Regions from separate parts of the Homo sapiens genome. Here all the other regions are linked to region 5. Evidence: chromatin contacts called from ENCODE Hi-C or POLR2A ChIA-PET data. All regions are on one chromosome and are shown on one strand. Each heading gives the region's core, a stretch centred on a gene start or an enhancer-like site at or near the end of the contact. The rest is flanking DNA. Distances are from core to core; before and after follow the strand shown.

Region 1 (2,700 bases), core at 167-2,666, 940 kb after region 5:
TTACTTTTGCTTGTTCCTTATTTGATTAATGTCTTTCTGTCTACACCAGAGGTTGCAAACAGGTAGTCAAGAGGCTGAATTCAGCCCACAAATTTCTTTTGTTTGGTTCATAGTATTTAAAGAGCTTTTGAATTAGTTGCTAAAATTGAGAAATTTCACAAAAATAATTTCTAAAGTCTCTTCTTGGGAGGAAAAAAAATGACCTGTTATCATCTGCAGACCATCATTCTTACATGGCAATACATTCCAATTCACCAGAATCTACTTCTCTCTATTGTAGGATACCCACCCACTTCATTATTAAGGTTTTGTGTCTTACGTCTGTAAATATGTATGATTTTCACCTCTGCCCAAGAAGGCAAGCCTCTCTCTTTCCAAGTTCAAGAACCTGACTGGTGTTGCTCAATGTTGTATCTTCAGGGCCTAGCATGTGGTTGGTGCCCAATATTTACTGAATTAAAACTTGAAAGCAGTGAACAGAACAAATATAGAGCATTTAATCTTAAATGTCAAGCACTGTCCTTCTAGTCTCCTGTGTATTATTTCACGCGGATAACAACCCCATGAGGTAAAGTTTACATGGGAACTAAGGACCCAGACAGATTAAATAATTATCCGAGGCCTCACAACCACTAAATAAGCGGCCATGGCTCAATTTTCCTCCATGACCCCTAATAAGGGGTCTTAGAAGGCCCCATTATTAAGTTCACGATAACAATCTGTGAAATCCTGGAAGATAAACATAACACCGCCACACACACAAAGACACCTACGGGTTTCATTCTGCATCATAAGCTAAAGCGCCACAAGAGCAATGACAGCTCAAGGCTAGGAGACTCGGAGTATGGGGCCTGGAATAGGGGCAGGCAGCCTTCGCTCCGCTGCCTCCCTGCGCTTGCTCCGAGGCGCAAAGGCCTCACCAGGTGTGCAGCATCCAAAGAGCCCCACCGTGGCCACCCCCAGACGCCCCGCTCAGCAGGAAGGGCTGCGAGCCAGAGCGCATCCTCCAGCACAGCGCCTTTTTGATAAGCGGCGCAGGCCCCACGGGATGCAGCAGCGACGAGGGCGGCAGGGCCTGACCCCAGGTCCCTGTCGAGGCCGGCCGGACCCCCGCGGCCCCGGGGCTGACCAGCCAGGCTCTCCAACCACCTCCACCGCACGACCGAGCCTGCCCCGCCCCACCCAGGCCGCCTGCCGGCTCCGCGCCTCCATGGCAACGGCCGCGCCCCCGGGCCAGGCCGCTAGGATGAGAAGAAACCCCAGAAGCGAAGCGACTCTCCTCACCGGCATCTTGGCCCCCTCCCGTGCCCGGCGGACGTCCCCGCCCGGGGTGCAGCCCAGCGACACCGGGTGCGCAGAAAGGATGGCCAGAGACTACCGAAACACCTCGTTGACGCTCTCGAGACTGCGGCTTCTCGGGCGAGAGCGCCCAGTGCGCAGCCGCATTCCGAGCTCGCCCCGCCCCAAGCCCAGTCTCAGGCTCTCTCGGCCCTTGAATTACGCCTGCGCGGAGGCTTTCCGAGTCCATCTCCTAGGACGCCAGACTGAGGCCGCGCGTGCGCAATGCTGCCATTCTGCTGCGCTAGAAATGTGGCACGCACTGAGGCGGAGGTAACCTGGCAGCCCGGGGTTGGGAGGAGGAGCTGCTCTTAGGCCCGTCTTCTGGCCCTTGCAATACCCGGAATATTAAAATCAGTAATAGCAATTGTACATTTTGTCTCATCCGAAGAATTGAAGACCTTACCTACCTGACCTCGCTTGATTGCTAACTTCCTCATGACCTGTCTTACCATTAGAAAGTGAGCTCTCTTAAGGAGATTGTTAGTATTCTCACATCTATCTCCAGAGCCCACACAGAGCCTGGCACAGAGTGGGATTTTTATACGTGTTGGTCAAAGAACCAGTGATCCGTCCATCCTCTTTCTAGTCCACTTGAATGTGTAATGGGCATTTCAAGTTAATCATGTCCAGAATTGAAATCTTGATCCCCCATCAATCGCCCCACTACCCACTCCACCCCCATCAAAAAATTTAAAAGGGCTCTCTCTCATCCCTCTCAGACTTTCTTCATCTCAATATGTGGGAGCTTAATTCCGACAACTGCTCAGGTCAAAATTGCAGTCTCTTTCATACACAATATTCTATCTTTAAATACAGCCTGTTGTATCTATCTTTGTAGTGGAACCAGAATTTGGCCACTTCTACCACCACCATCGTCTCTCACGTGCATTACTACAATCGCTCAGAACTGGTTTCCTTGATTGTGTGTCCTTGTCCCTTTTCAGTGTGCTGGACAGGAGCCAGAGTGCTGGTGCTAAAACATGAATCAGATCTTCTCTTTTCTCTGCTCAAAACCCTCCATTGATTTCCCATCTTACAAAGCTAAAGCCACAAGCCCTACAATCCTCCCTCTTGCTTCTTCTGCACCAGCCCCACCTGGCCTCCTTGCTTCATCCAACATTCCCGTCGTGCTTCCATCTTAGCATGCAAGGGCTGTGAGCTTGCAGTAGGAACTGATAGAAATAAAGATAAAGCATTTTACATAGTGCCAGTGTACTGTTCTACATGCTTTCGTTTTTTAATTCATTTAATCCACACAATAACCTTTTGAAATAGATACTATTTATTATTATTTTACAGATAAAGTAATTGAGGCACAGGACCATTAAATAACTTTTCCAAGGTCATACATATAAACAA
Region 2 (2,700 bases), core at 166-2,665, 520 kb before region 5:
AAAAGTTTTAATCCTACCACCCTAAAATATAATAACTAGTCAGTGGTCATGTTTTGATGAACATCCTTCCAGATACCTCAATATGAATATATGTTTTTTCACAAAATCTTACATAGACTCTGACATTTCACTTTAACGAATATTATCATAAAAGTATTACTTTTTATTACTTCAGTTTGAAAGGGTCATATTGGAAAGTGAAAATTCTGTTTGACGAGGATAAAGCTGTAGGTAAAGTTGTGATTAAAAACAATGGTGTTTATAGAGAGTAGAATGTGGTAAGTCAACTGGAGAAAAGAATTACTTTCAGCAGTAATTTTTTTCTTAAGAGCCCTCTTACCATTGCACAATAGCCTGATTGTTTTATACTAGCTGATGAAAACCATTCAGGATTCTATGTACAGCAGAATTATTTTAATAATAGCCCTAGGGTAAAATATGAGCCTGTAGATAAGTTTATATTTTTTAGTCTGTCCAAGTCCGACTGATCCTTTAATAGTAAAATAATTTTGGAAGAAAACTGTGTTTTATTGAAGGCCTTCATCTATCTGTAGTATGACAATTTTATTAGATATTGCTACCCTTTTTATGTGTGAGAATGAGGAGTGAAATAGTTCTTGGAAAAATTTTAGCATGTAAGAATTCTTATGTTAATGTTTCCTTTGATTTTTGTTTTATGAATGTGAAAAATCCTTGTGGAAGAATTGCTCATATATATTGGTATATTGCATTCTTTGGAAATCACCAGTTCCAAATTTGTCAAGTGGTTGTTTGGGTCGTTAAATAGCAATTGTAAAAGCAAATCAAAGATCCTTTAAGGATTTTTCCTTGATCACAGTGATATCCATTACCTGGGGTAGAGTAGACCGCTGATGTCTTGCCTTCATTTTTATTGTTCTTAACCTCGTCCTTTCTGTGTTGTATCACTGCTTGCTCACAAGCTCCTCCAGTCTTTTTCTCTTCAGTAGCTTTTTCTCTTACCCCCTTGTGCTACTTCCTGAATGGTGTATATGTTGCTGAAAACATTTCTCATGTGGTAAAGAAGAGTAAAGAGCAATGTAGTTGATGTGGCCTTTTCTACTGAGAAATGATGCATTTGTGGTCTACAGAAGAGACTTGACAGCCCCTAAAGAAGTGTTTTTTATCTACATTACATGTTTGTGAGTGGATATGCAAGTGCCTCTGTTGGAAGGTAAAGTGAATCTTGAAACAAATTCTAGAAAAGTGTTTAGAATTATTCCATACATTTTGCTGTTGAAAAAATAGTATTTAAAGAAAGTTTCATCTCACAGTGAATTTTTAGCCTCCTCTTTTAAGATTTATTTTGTGAACAGTGACCTTGTTTTTGTAAACTCTACTCTGAAGAAGTTTAGAAATTAGTCACACAGTAAGTGGCAGAACAAGTATTCAAAGTCTTGCCTGATTTTCCATAGTCATTTAGCTTGGAAAGCATTGTAAAGTGGCAGAAAGAATATGGACTTTGAAATTTAGACACACCTCGATTTGATCTCTAACTTTGCTGCATATTTGCTGCGTGGCAAGTTCTTACCGTTGGTGATTTTCATTTTCCTTTTCAGTTAAGTGAGAGTAATACATTTGTTAGGATTAAATGAAGTAATGCACATAAAGCATTTGGCTTGTAGAATAAGATGTTAATAAATGTTTAATTTCCTTTCAACAATACCATATCGTTTTAAAATGTCTTGGGAGCCACTTGGACATTTCACTTGAAAGTTAAGTGCCATCAGGAAACTAGAAACATGTATAACCCAGGTAGTGATCTTTCAGGGAAATTTTAATTTCCCTGTCTAAGGAGGAGAGTAGTTTTTCGGACTGTTTTAAAAATATGTGACTTAAAGGAAAGTTTTAAGGTTAAAAGCTGAAATAGAACTGAGTTAGGATGAGTTAATTATTGCTGACCAAAATTGTAAGAAAGTCCATTTCTACATTTCCTGAGAAATCGAAACATTTGTGTTATATACATAGAGAAGTCACTTTTAAAGGCTAAGAACTGACCATTTGAAAAGTTTATGATTAAGATATGGGGAGAAAGTGTTCATTTTTAAAGTAATAAACAATAGCAAGTTTCTCTTATCAGATTTAAGGTTTAAGGAATGGTGCTTGTTCAGACCTGAGTACAGTGATGACACAGGTACTAAATATGTTGTTGGAGGTAGTATAAATCTGGAACCTGTTTCAAAAGCGCTTTGGCATATTTGTGTGTATTTCCACTTCTGAGAGATTATTCTAAGGAAGTAACCTTTTTTTTTCTTCTTTGGGGGGAGAGGAGGTTATTTTCCTTCCTTAATGACACCCTAATTGAGATAATTCACATAAAAAATCACCTTTTTAAAATTATTATTATTGAGATGGAATCTTGCTCTGTCACCTAGGCTGGAGTGCAGTGGCGCGATCTCGGCTCACTGCAAGCTCCGCCTCCCGGGTTCATGCCATTCTCCTGCCTCAGCCTCCCGAGTAGCTGGGACTACAGGTGCCCGCCACCATGCCTGGCTAATGTTTTTGTATTTTTAGTAGAGACGGGGTTTCACCATATTAGCCAGGATGGTCTTGATCTCCTGACCTCGTGATGCGCCTGCCTTGGCCTCCCAAAGTCCTGGGATTACAAGTGTGAGCCACTGCACCTGGCCCTTTTTTTTTTTTTTTAAGATGGAGGTTCACTCTTGTTGCCCAGGCTGGAGT
Region 3 (2,700 bases), core at 127-2,626, 610 kb after region 5:
GGGCCTCCATCTTGCAGGGAATGTGCCCAAATTACAAACAGGTAAACCAAAGTGACTCTGGGCAGATTTAATAGCTCATTTTGGTTTCTTGTTCCAGTTATAACAGACTGCTCTGTGTTTGCTCTATGGCAAAAACTTTTATGTTTGCTTTGCAACAAACGTACAGACAGGGCAAACTGTGTTTGGAGTATGGTGTCTTACCAATGTTTTCTAAAAGCAAGTGAATAGAAATGCTTGCAAAAGTATTTTCAGACCTCAGTGGCCAGCGCTGAACACCGCTGTAGGAATGTCCATCAAACGTTGTGGCCATGCTCCACTCTAACAAAAACCTGGTTCCGTGGCATAATTGTGGGGGCTAATTGTCAGGCTAAGTTTCAGACACCTTCCAAAAAAAATTGCAGGGCTTCCTCAGTCTTTAAACTCCAGATAATATTGTCCAAACTTTGACAACTAACCTGTTATCATGGAGATAGCTCCAAGTTGATGGACTGGCCATTAGAGAATGTCTATCAAGCATCCAGGTAAATGACTTGGTTGCTGCCCTCAAGGAACCCACTTAGAGGCTGTCAGAAAATTTTAAGTATTTTCTTCCTTCTATTGTTCATTCCTAAAATTCTGGCAGTAGGTATGATTATTATTATTCCCATCCCACAGGGGAAGTAATTAAGTCTAACTACTTGAATATTTTGCCCCAAATCACTGACAGTAAGAGACGGCCAGACACTGAAACCTGGAATCTCTAAATGTTTAGATATTGATGGGCACCGCTTAGACCAGGGAGTCCAAACCATAGGCTTGCTGTTCCAGTTTCTCTTATCGGATGAAGGGACCCCCATTTCACCGACGTCATTGACTTTTGGGTTCTCCGCTGACCCCAGATGAGATGCCTGGTACCTCATGGTCAAGTCCCCTCCAACGGGGACTCCTCAGAGGCTTGGTCCCAGTTGCTCAGGCTGCCATCTGCCTCCTCAGGCCAGAGCCCGAGGCGCCGCCAGCGGTCAGGTCCCGGGCCGGCTGCCAGCCACAGGCCCAAGTAAACGCTGAATGAAGGGCAGATGGAGGAACCTGTCCCGGTCGGCCGAAGCGCCGCGGGCGCCTTTCCACTTACGGCGGGCCTGCCCAGCCTCCCGCCCAGCCCGGGCCCGGGTCCCGCCGAGGCAGGTGTGCGTGGCGGACTAGCTCTCGGGCACTCGGCTGGCCCAGCTCCACCCCGAACGCCACCGGGCCAGGCCACGCGCAGACCCGAGCCCGGGGCCCCCGCCTCTGGCTGCCGGCCCGCGCCCGCCGCGCGCCCCGCGTTCACTGCGCGCTCGGCCCCGGTCCCGCCTCCCGGAGGGTTTCGCTTTCGCTTTCCTGCCGATGTCGTTGAGGAAAATGAAAGCGGTCGTGGCCAGGACTGGCGCAGCTGCCGTTTCAGGCGAGGGGCGCAGAATGCAGCGGCCGCCAGCCTGGAGCGCGGGCCCTGGGGCCGCAACCCGCGCCGGGCGAGGTAAGCACAGCCCCTTCGCGGCCGCCTCGCGGGCTCCTCCTTGCGGACCCGGCGGGCCCGACGCCAGGCGTTTGACCCGGGCAGGGTCAGGGGTTCTGCCGTGGGGGCGGGGAGGGCCTGAGAAGCGGCACCCTTGGGTTTCGTGGCTTTGAGCCTCCAGGCCAGGCTGGAAGACCTGGGAGGCCTCAGACAAGCGTGCCAAGGGGCTAGCAGCCCGGGGTCGAGCTGGAACCGTGGCAAGTCGGGCCACCTGAGCACGCCTTTCCCTTTTGTAGAGCACCGACCTCCCTGGGTGTTGGTAAAAATCAAAAGTGGGAGGGTGTACGTAAAATGCTGAACAGAATGCCTAACCTGAGCTCATAATCTACTCCCTCTGACCTGTCAGACTCATTTTTCCCACTGGGCCCCACCCCATACCTCATGTAGTTTGCTTAAGTTTCCTAGATCTGGTGCACCTGGGGGCACTTGGAGTGCCTTCCAAGTGTTCCTTGACCGAGCAAGCTGGCAGCTCATCTCCCTTGATCACGGGCATGGAGAGCAACTAGGCCAGGATGTGGCCCCCTTGCCCTGGCCCTGTCCATGTGAAGTCAGGGCCTTACTCTGCTGGGGCCCCCATCCCGGGGCTAGCATAGATGTCAGGGATAGGTGCACTCACAGACCGAGTCCTTCCCAGACCAGGAAATTTCCAGTCCACTGCATCTGCCAGCAGAAGCATGAAAGATGCGTGCCACCTTGTCTTTGCCCTTCGTCAAGTATAGCCAACTCATTCTTGGTATGCAGGAAGGGGGTTCCACCCCAGGGCTGTGGAAACAGCCCCTGCCCTTAGGGCGTTCCCATCCCCTGAAGAGAGAAAATATGTATTCAAGTTACCCATCAGGCAGGTTGTGTAGAACAAGGACAGGTGAGTGAAAGAGCTAAGAGCTGAGAGTAAAGTGACTAAATCATCAGAAACTTTACATTTAAGTTATGACAGGTTTTGCAGGCCAATACCAAGAATCCCCTTTAACTCAATTTTTGTCTCAATAATAATGAATTCAGCCTAATCACACAGATCTGATCATACGGCCCATTACTGAAACAAAACTTGAATGATCTTTACTTTGAGAAAACCATCTGAATTTGACAAAAGATGGTCTAAGTTCCTAAGTTTCAAAACATGGAGTCCGCCGCTGCCCTACCTCAGCAGGATGGTGTTGAGTACTGATTGCTTT
Region 4 (2,700 bases), core at 199-2,698, 690 kb after region 5:
AGCTTTGGTCCCTCCAGAAGTACATGGGTTAAAACAGTGGCAGGAAAACCCAAAGAGTTACACTCACTTTATTAATCCAGATGAGCCCCGGGATTTGGTTGGAATTAATCTGCATCTCTAGCCAGGGTCTCATGCGCATCCGAGTGATGGGCATGTTGGCTGTAAAGAGAACACAGAGGCTCCAGTCTGGAATCTGTTGAACAGTACCTGGGCAGTGACCTGCCCCACCCGAGGTCACTTAGTTACCCTCCCCTCACCTCAGCCAGCTGCTAGGTACTACACTCAGTGCGGAGGGGAGCTGCGCTGGAATAAAACTGCTCTCCAAATTTTTTCAGCATCTTAGGCAAAAATGCTTTTGCCCCTTCCTTCAGCCCCTCCCAGCCAGTCTCTGGAGGAGACAGGCATGCAAGTGATGGCTTCAGGATTCATATGCAGGAAAAGAGACAAAATGCACAGATACCCTAATTTCAGAACTTTTCGCTCAAAATTCAAATCCTTTGGGAAGGGAGGGACTTCTTTTGCTTGATGCCAAGAAGAAATTCCCTTGACTTGAGTTGTAACCACTAGCTAGCAAAGGGCTAGCCGTCACCCTGAACAGCCCCCTCCCGCCCCCCTGAATCCATTCTACGCCTTCCTGACAGCCACAGCGCCCACAACGCTAAGACCAGGACGCTAACCCTTCCGGCCCGGTTTCCCCTCCTCTGGAGAAGTGGCCCAAGGAACACCTGTGGCGCCTCTTCCCGCAGTCTCCGTAGGTCACGATTCCCTCCAGCCACCTGGGCAGTAAGCCAGCCCTTGCCACCAGCACAGGGAGCCCAAAACCTGTCGCCTGGGCGCGGAGCTGGGACCGCCGAAAGCCGGGAGCACTGGGCGCCCACGCGTGGGCTGACACTCGGTCCCCGGCACGGCGTGTGGATGCGCGGGACGAACATAGCGGGCCACCTACAGGCCCCTGGCGGCTGCGCGCACGCAGATCTGCGAAAGCTGCCGGGCGCCGGCAGCCTCGTCCGGGTGGGCGGTCCACGCCGCGTCCCGCCCTCCCCGCGCCGCGGCCCGCGGCTCGCAGCTCCTCCGGCGCCCCCCGGAGCCCGCGCGGAGGCCCGGGCAACGCCGCGCGCCGGCGAGTCTCCAGCCTGGAGCTTTCGACCCCCCACTTCCTGGTGCCCCGCGCGCCTTTTATTCGACGCCGCCGGTGCCCCGCGCCTCAAAGGCGTACTCACCTCTGCTGCAGGAGCGATTCGGCGGTCGCGCGCGAGGGTCCCGGCGACGCAGGGGCTGCAGTGAGGGCGCGCGGAGCGCGACTCCGAGTGGAAGAGGGAAGAAGGCAGAGGTTGCCGGGTTCTTAAGGCCGCCGGGCACGGCCGGCGTGGACTGGGCACGGCTCCGGGTGGCCTCGGTTCGGCGGGGCTCGGGCGCACGTCTTGCCTCGACTAAGGAGTGGCGAGCTCTGCCAGGGCAGCGGCGCCACCGAGCAATCCAAACACTTAGCGGGATTCCCCAGCCCTGGCCGGCCCCGCCCCCGGACAGCCGCGCGGGCGCCCATTGGCCGGCTGCGTGCCGTCATTTCGGGGAAATCAGGCTGTTGTAGAGCTAGCGGCGAAGGGGAAGTACAGGGCGGCTGCTCCGCCCCACCCTCTCCGGCCGGGCGCCACCGCCCCGGGGCCACCGCGGGCCCGCCCCGAGCGCTCCCAATCCACCCCTGCTCCGGCTTGCCCGGAGGAGGGCTGCCCGGGACAGCCCAGCGCCCCTGGCCCCAGCCTGTCCTCTCACTCCGCCTTGTCCCAGCCGGCTGGCTCCTGGGGCCATCTTTTCACCCTCCTGGCGGGGCGGGGGCGGGGGTATATCTCCCGAACGCAGGTGAGGGGATCGCCCGGGCACTTGCCGCCCTCTCCAGTGGGAACACTGGGCCGAATCTCCCGACTGGCAGCCTGGCTCCTCAAGCTTGCCAGTGGGATATCAAGAAGGGAGGGTTTCAGTCCTAGCACTACCCCTGTTTTTAGGGGTGACCCCCTCCCTCCAGGTCACTCACCTGCCCTGGGGAAGTGAAGAAGGCAGAAAGCCTACCCTGCCCCGTGTGCTGTCTGGGGCTGCTGGACCAGGGGAAATCCCAACTTGGCCGCTGCTGGCACAGCCCCCAAGGGACGCAGGACCTCTGTTTTTCAACCATAAAATAATAGTAGCCCTACCTTGATGGTTTGCTGTGATGGGAAGAGATTGTAAAGCACTATGCTCCACTCGGGCAACAGACGCTGAGTAGTTTTCAAGGTCGCCGTTGCAGGGTCTAATAGTGACCAGGATGACACCCCACCCCTTTTCGGTCTGCCTCCCTGGGACTCCCCCTGGCTGGCTTTAGGGAACAGAGGAGGAGAAGGGGTTCAGAGAAGCCCAGACGGCTGAGTGAGGGTAGGGGTGGGCTAGCTCTGATCCCTCCTAGCACTCTTGCCTCAGGCCGCCTCCAGAGCCTCCCTGTGGCCCGCGTATGGGAGTTCCGCAATGGAAGCATTGCTGTCATCTCTGAGTCCCCAGGGCTTGGCCCAGAGAGGTTCTGGGCAGCATGGAGGAATTAGCTCAGGGCTGATCAACGCCATGGGGCTAGCCAAAGGGTTGGGGAGCCCAGGTCCCATGCTCCTTGGTAAGGCCCCTACTTAACTCTCGCGCACAACTAGTCCCCGCCCCACGTATAGTCCTAGAGACTTGACT
Region 5 (2,700 bases), core at 112-2,611:
AACCTCTTCAATTCCATATGCATTTACTGAATTTTTCCTGATGAGACCTGCATTAGCAAGAGAGAGTGAATAATTTTAAGAATAGCAAAATTTCTTAAACCAGTGTGGCAACTTCGCCTGTTCCAAAATTTGACAGATTCTCTTTTTTTATTTTTATTTTATTTTTTTGTTTCTACTATTGTTGTACAACTGGGCTCTTTGCTATCCTACCAAGTTTAAAACGTGTGGCATTTGACATTTAGCCTAGTTATATTTGCAAGTTTCCACACTGCAATACGTATAAAGGCTGTTTGGACATAATCTCCTCAGGTGCAGTTTAACGACTAAATTTTACCTTGAATTCAGGTTTATATCAAATCTTACAATTCTGAAAAGTTACTCTGCCAGCAACAGGTACTACAATGAAAAATTAACAAAGCCTGTAACACTACAAAATGCTCTACTAACATTTTCAATTTTTAAGACTCCTTTTCAGTAACAATTCGAGGAGGAAGAATCTACAGCCAATTCCAAGGCCAGATTTCATTCAATTTGGTCTTCCTTCGGCAGTAACCCTAAACTCAAGTTTCACATTTCTCCTTCGATAACATTAAGGTCGCTCGGTCCGGTTACTGCACACCTCCAATTTTAGCGTCCAAGAAACCTGAAAGAACGGCACGTTGCCTACTCGCTCCTCCAGCCTTCTCTCAACTCAGAAGCTTGGCCAAACGTGCCGCTCTCTCCACAACGCCAACGGAGCTGGAACGCAGCGCCCGGAGGACAACTGGTCACGGGGAGGAGGGGAGAACTTCGCGGCCCGGAGTACGGCGGCTGAGGTCCAATCCAGCCCGCGCCCAACTCTACTCGGTGCCAGGAAGGCGTGTGGACCCAAAGTCTCAGGCCGCGGTGCTAGGTCCGGAGGAGCAGAGTCGCGCGTGGCTGGGGGCAGGTCGTAAACAAACCGACGGGAGGAGGGGGAAGGGGCAACGGCGAGGCGGGTGGGGTAAAATAAAAGGTAGGACCTCGCTCCAACCCTTCGGCGCTAGCCCGCAGCCGGCTCCACCCCACCGAGGACCAGATGCTGCTCTCGGCGCGGCGCTTCCGCTCGGGTCGGAACACCGAAGGCCCCAACACCCCTGGAGCCCGGAGCCCACAAGGCCATCGGCTCCGCGACCCCCGCCCCACAGCGCCCTACCTGAACCCGCAATCTGGGTCCCGGGCGTCGCGGCCGGGCGCGCCCAGCCCGGTCCTCTTGCTGAAGAGCTTCTGGAACAGCGTAGGGGCCATGCTAGCCACGGCCAGGCAGGGGTCGCTCCGCTGGGCGCTTGCTAGGCCCCTGCTCCTACAGCCGCCCCGCCACCCCCATGGGCGCCTCAGTCATATGACAGAAATTAGTCACTTCAAACGGCCACGGCGCGCGGGGCGGGGCGCGAGGCAAGGCCGGCACTCATTGGCTGGAGGGGGGCCGCATCACGTGGCGGCGCGCGGAGCAAGGGGCAAGGTGGGGGCGTGGGGCGGAGCTGCCTCCCATAGGCTCACTGGCGGGTCCCGTCACGTGGCAGGGGCGGGGCGTGAGCCGAGAGGACAGGACTGGAAGGTGGCTAGGGATGTGTAGCGGGAGAAGGGTCAGTCTCGATCTTCCCCTGTGAAGCTGTCAGCGACCATCAGAGGGTACGCCGGGGTGGCGCGGGGACGATGCCAGGAGCCTTGGAGTGCAGAAGGCTTCGACTCCCCGCACCCACAGAGTTGCGTAGGGAACCACGGGCAACCGACTCTTCCTTGTCAGCCCCTCCCTAGCTTCTGCGGCTTCACACCTCCATTCCGCGCCGGGCAGAGTCTGGCGGCTCCTGGAGCACGGAAGGCCCACAAGCGTACCCGTGGGGCCGCGGCCAAGGCTGGACTTTGAGCCCAGGACCCCAGGACCGCCCTTAGAAGGCTGCGCCGGCCCGCGAGAGGTCTGGGATCTGGACAGCGCGGGGGCTGGCTCACAGGGACTGGTGAAGGAAACTGCCGGGACCCCTGCCACAGCCATGGCTCCCCGCAAAGACGACCTCGAGCAGGCACTGCGGGCAGTTTGTACTAGCGCCTAGAACCCTGACACCGGGAATTAGTCTCTTGGAAGAGCTAGCGATTGGAGGCTCAGGAGTTAGGCTGTTTCCTTGTTAACCAACAAAATCAGGTGAAACCAACGAAGTCAGGAAGCCTAAAGACATATATGTACAGATATCTAACCCTTTACGCTAATTATTTAGATTTTTAATAAATCTATCTTAATGTTTAGGTATGAAGACGGGAGGAACTGTGGAATTTTAGTCAAGTTACAGGGAAGAAACGCTTTCTAAAAAAAGAAAAACATTGCTCACATGTGACCTCACAGTCTTATTTAACCCATGGAACCAAAATATATCAGAGTTTGTATCAAACTAATCTTATAAATTTTCAGCAACCCCATCCATTCACTCACTCCCCCTCCAGGATGAGGAAGCTCGTACAATGGGATGTAATCCTCAGAGAAATTTAGGAAATAACTTGTATATGGTTGGAAGGCTGGATAAAAATACTTTGGGCAGGCGTGGTAGCTCACGTCTGTAATCGCAACACTGCAAGGCCGAGGCAGGCAGATCGCTTTAGCTCTGTAGTTCGAAACCAGCTTGGGCAACAGTAAGACCCTGTCTCTACAAAAAAAAAAAAAAAAAAAAAATTTTAATTAGCCAGGTGTGG

Evidence for each region. A loop is a pair of places that touch in the nucleus more often than their neighbours do. ChIA-PET counts read pairs that join two places held with the same protein, here RNA polymerase II (POLR2A). Pooled maps may share reads with other maps.
Region 1: a loop to region 5 is called in a map of naive thymus-derived CD4-positive, alpha-beta T cell, with 5 times the contacts of the local background. The contact joins the promoter of KIF3A here to the promoter of FNIP1 in region 5. A Hi-C loop is called at or near these places in 1 of 168 maps with a recorded cell type or tissue (naive thymus-derived CD4-positive, alpha-beta T cell) and 6 of 50 pooled maps. POLR2A ChIA-PET finds 5 or more read pairs at or near these places in 1 of 52 experiments (CD8-positive, alpha-beta memory T cell).
Region 2: a map of GM12878 shows a loop between it and region 5 (3-fold over the local background). The contact joins the enhancer-like site here to the promoter of FNIP1 in region 5. A Hi-C loop is called at or near these places in 1 of 168 maps with a recorded cell type or tissue (GM12878), 4 of 37 single-sample maps with no recorded cell type and 2 of 50 pooled maps.
Region 3: a map of CD8-positive, alpha-beta T cell shows a loop between it and region 5 (4-fold over the local background). The contact joins the promoter of CARINH here to the promoter of FNIP1 in region 5. A Hi-C loop is called at or near these places in 2 of 168 maps with a recorded cell type or tissue (B cell and CD8-positive, alpha-beta T cell), 1 of 37 single-sample maps with no recorded cell type and 8 of 50 pooled maps. POLR2A ChIA-PET finds 5 or more read pairs at or near these places in 2 of 52 experiments (CD4-positive, alpha-beta T cell and activated CD4-positive, alpha-beta T cell).
Region 4: a map of natural killer cell shows a loop between it and region 5 (12-fold over the local background). The contact joins the promoter of IRF1 here to the promoter of FNIP1 in region 5. A Hi-C loop is called at or near these places in 1 of 168 maps with a recorded cell type or tissue (natural killer cell), 5 of 37 single-sample maps with no recorded cell type and 17 of 50 pooled maps.

Annotation. Positions count from the first base shown.
Region 1 is chr5:132,736,130-132,738,829 of GRCh38, forward strand. It overlaps KIF3A (kinesin family member 3A), which reads right to left and starts at 1,417. Exons shown (of 19, transcript NM_001300791.2): 1 at 1,285-1,417. The coding sequence starts at 1,290. RefSeq lists an enhancer at 722-821 and a silencer at 972-1,281.
Region 2 is chr5:131,280,281-131,282,980 of GRCh38, forward strand. The region is part of intron 1 of CDC42SE2 (CDC42 small effector 2); the gene reads left to right. Among named protein-coding and RNA genes, the nearest start is that of CDC42SE2, 18 kb to the left of the region's middle. Within about 2 kb of position 1,416, at least 6 of the 41 ENCODE cell types and tissues checked have a DNase peak (open chromatin) inside an H3K27ac peak, as active enhancers do.
Region 3 is chr5:132,409,553-132,412,252 of GRCh38, forward strand. It overlaps CARINH (colitis associated IRF1 antisense regulator of intestinal homeostasis), which reads left to right and starts at 1,377. Exons shown (of 4, transcript NR_161242.1): 1 at 1,377-1,489. RefSeq lists an enhancer at 726-775 and silencers at 1,016-1,315, 1,386-1,675.
Region 4 is chr5:132,489,325-132,492,024 of GRCh38, forward strand. It overlaps IRF1 (interferon regulatory factor 1), which reads right to left and starts at 1,449. Exons shown (of 10, transcript NM_002198.3): 1 at 1,221-1,449; 2 at 68-159. The coding sequence starts at 154. RefSeq lists silencers at 281-330, 861-1,140, 1,401-1,850 and enhancers at 322-969, 1,991-2,130, 2,264-2,700, 2,401-2,610, 2,651-2,700.
Region 5 is chr5:131,795,656-131,798,355 of GRCh38, forward strand. It overlaps FNIP1 (folliculin interacting protein 1), which reads right to left and starts at 1,362. Exons shown (of 18, transcript NM_133372.3): 1 at 1,175-1,362. The coding sequence starts at 1,266. RefSeq lists silencers at 976-1,255, 1,306-1,565.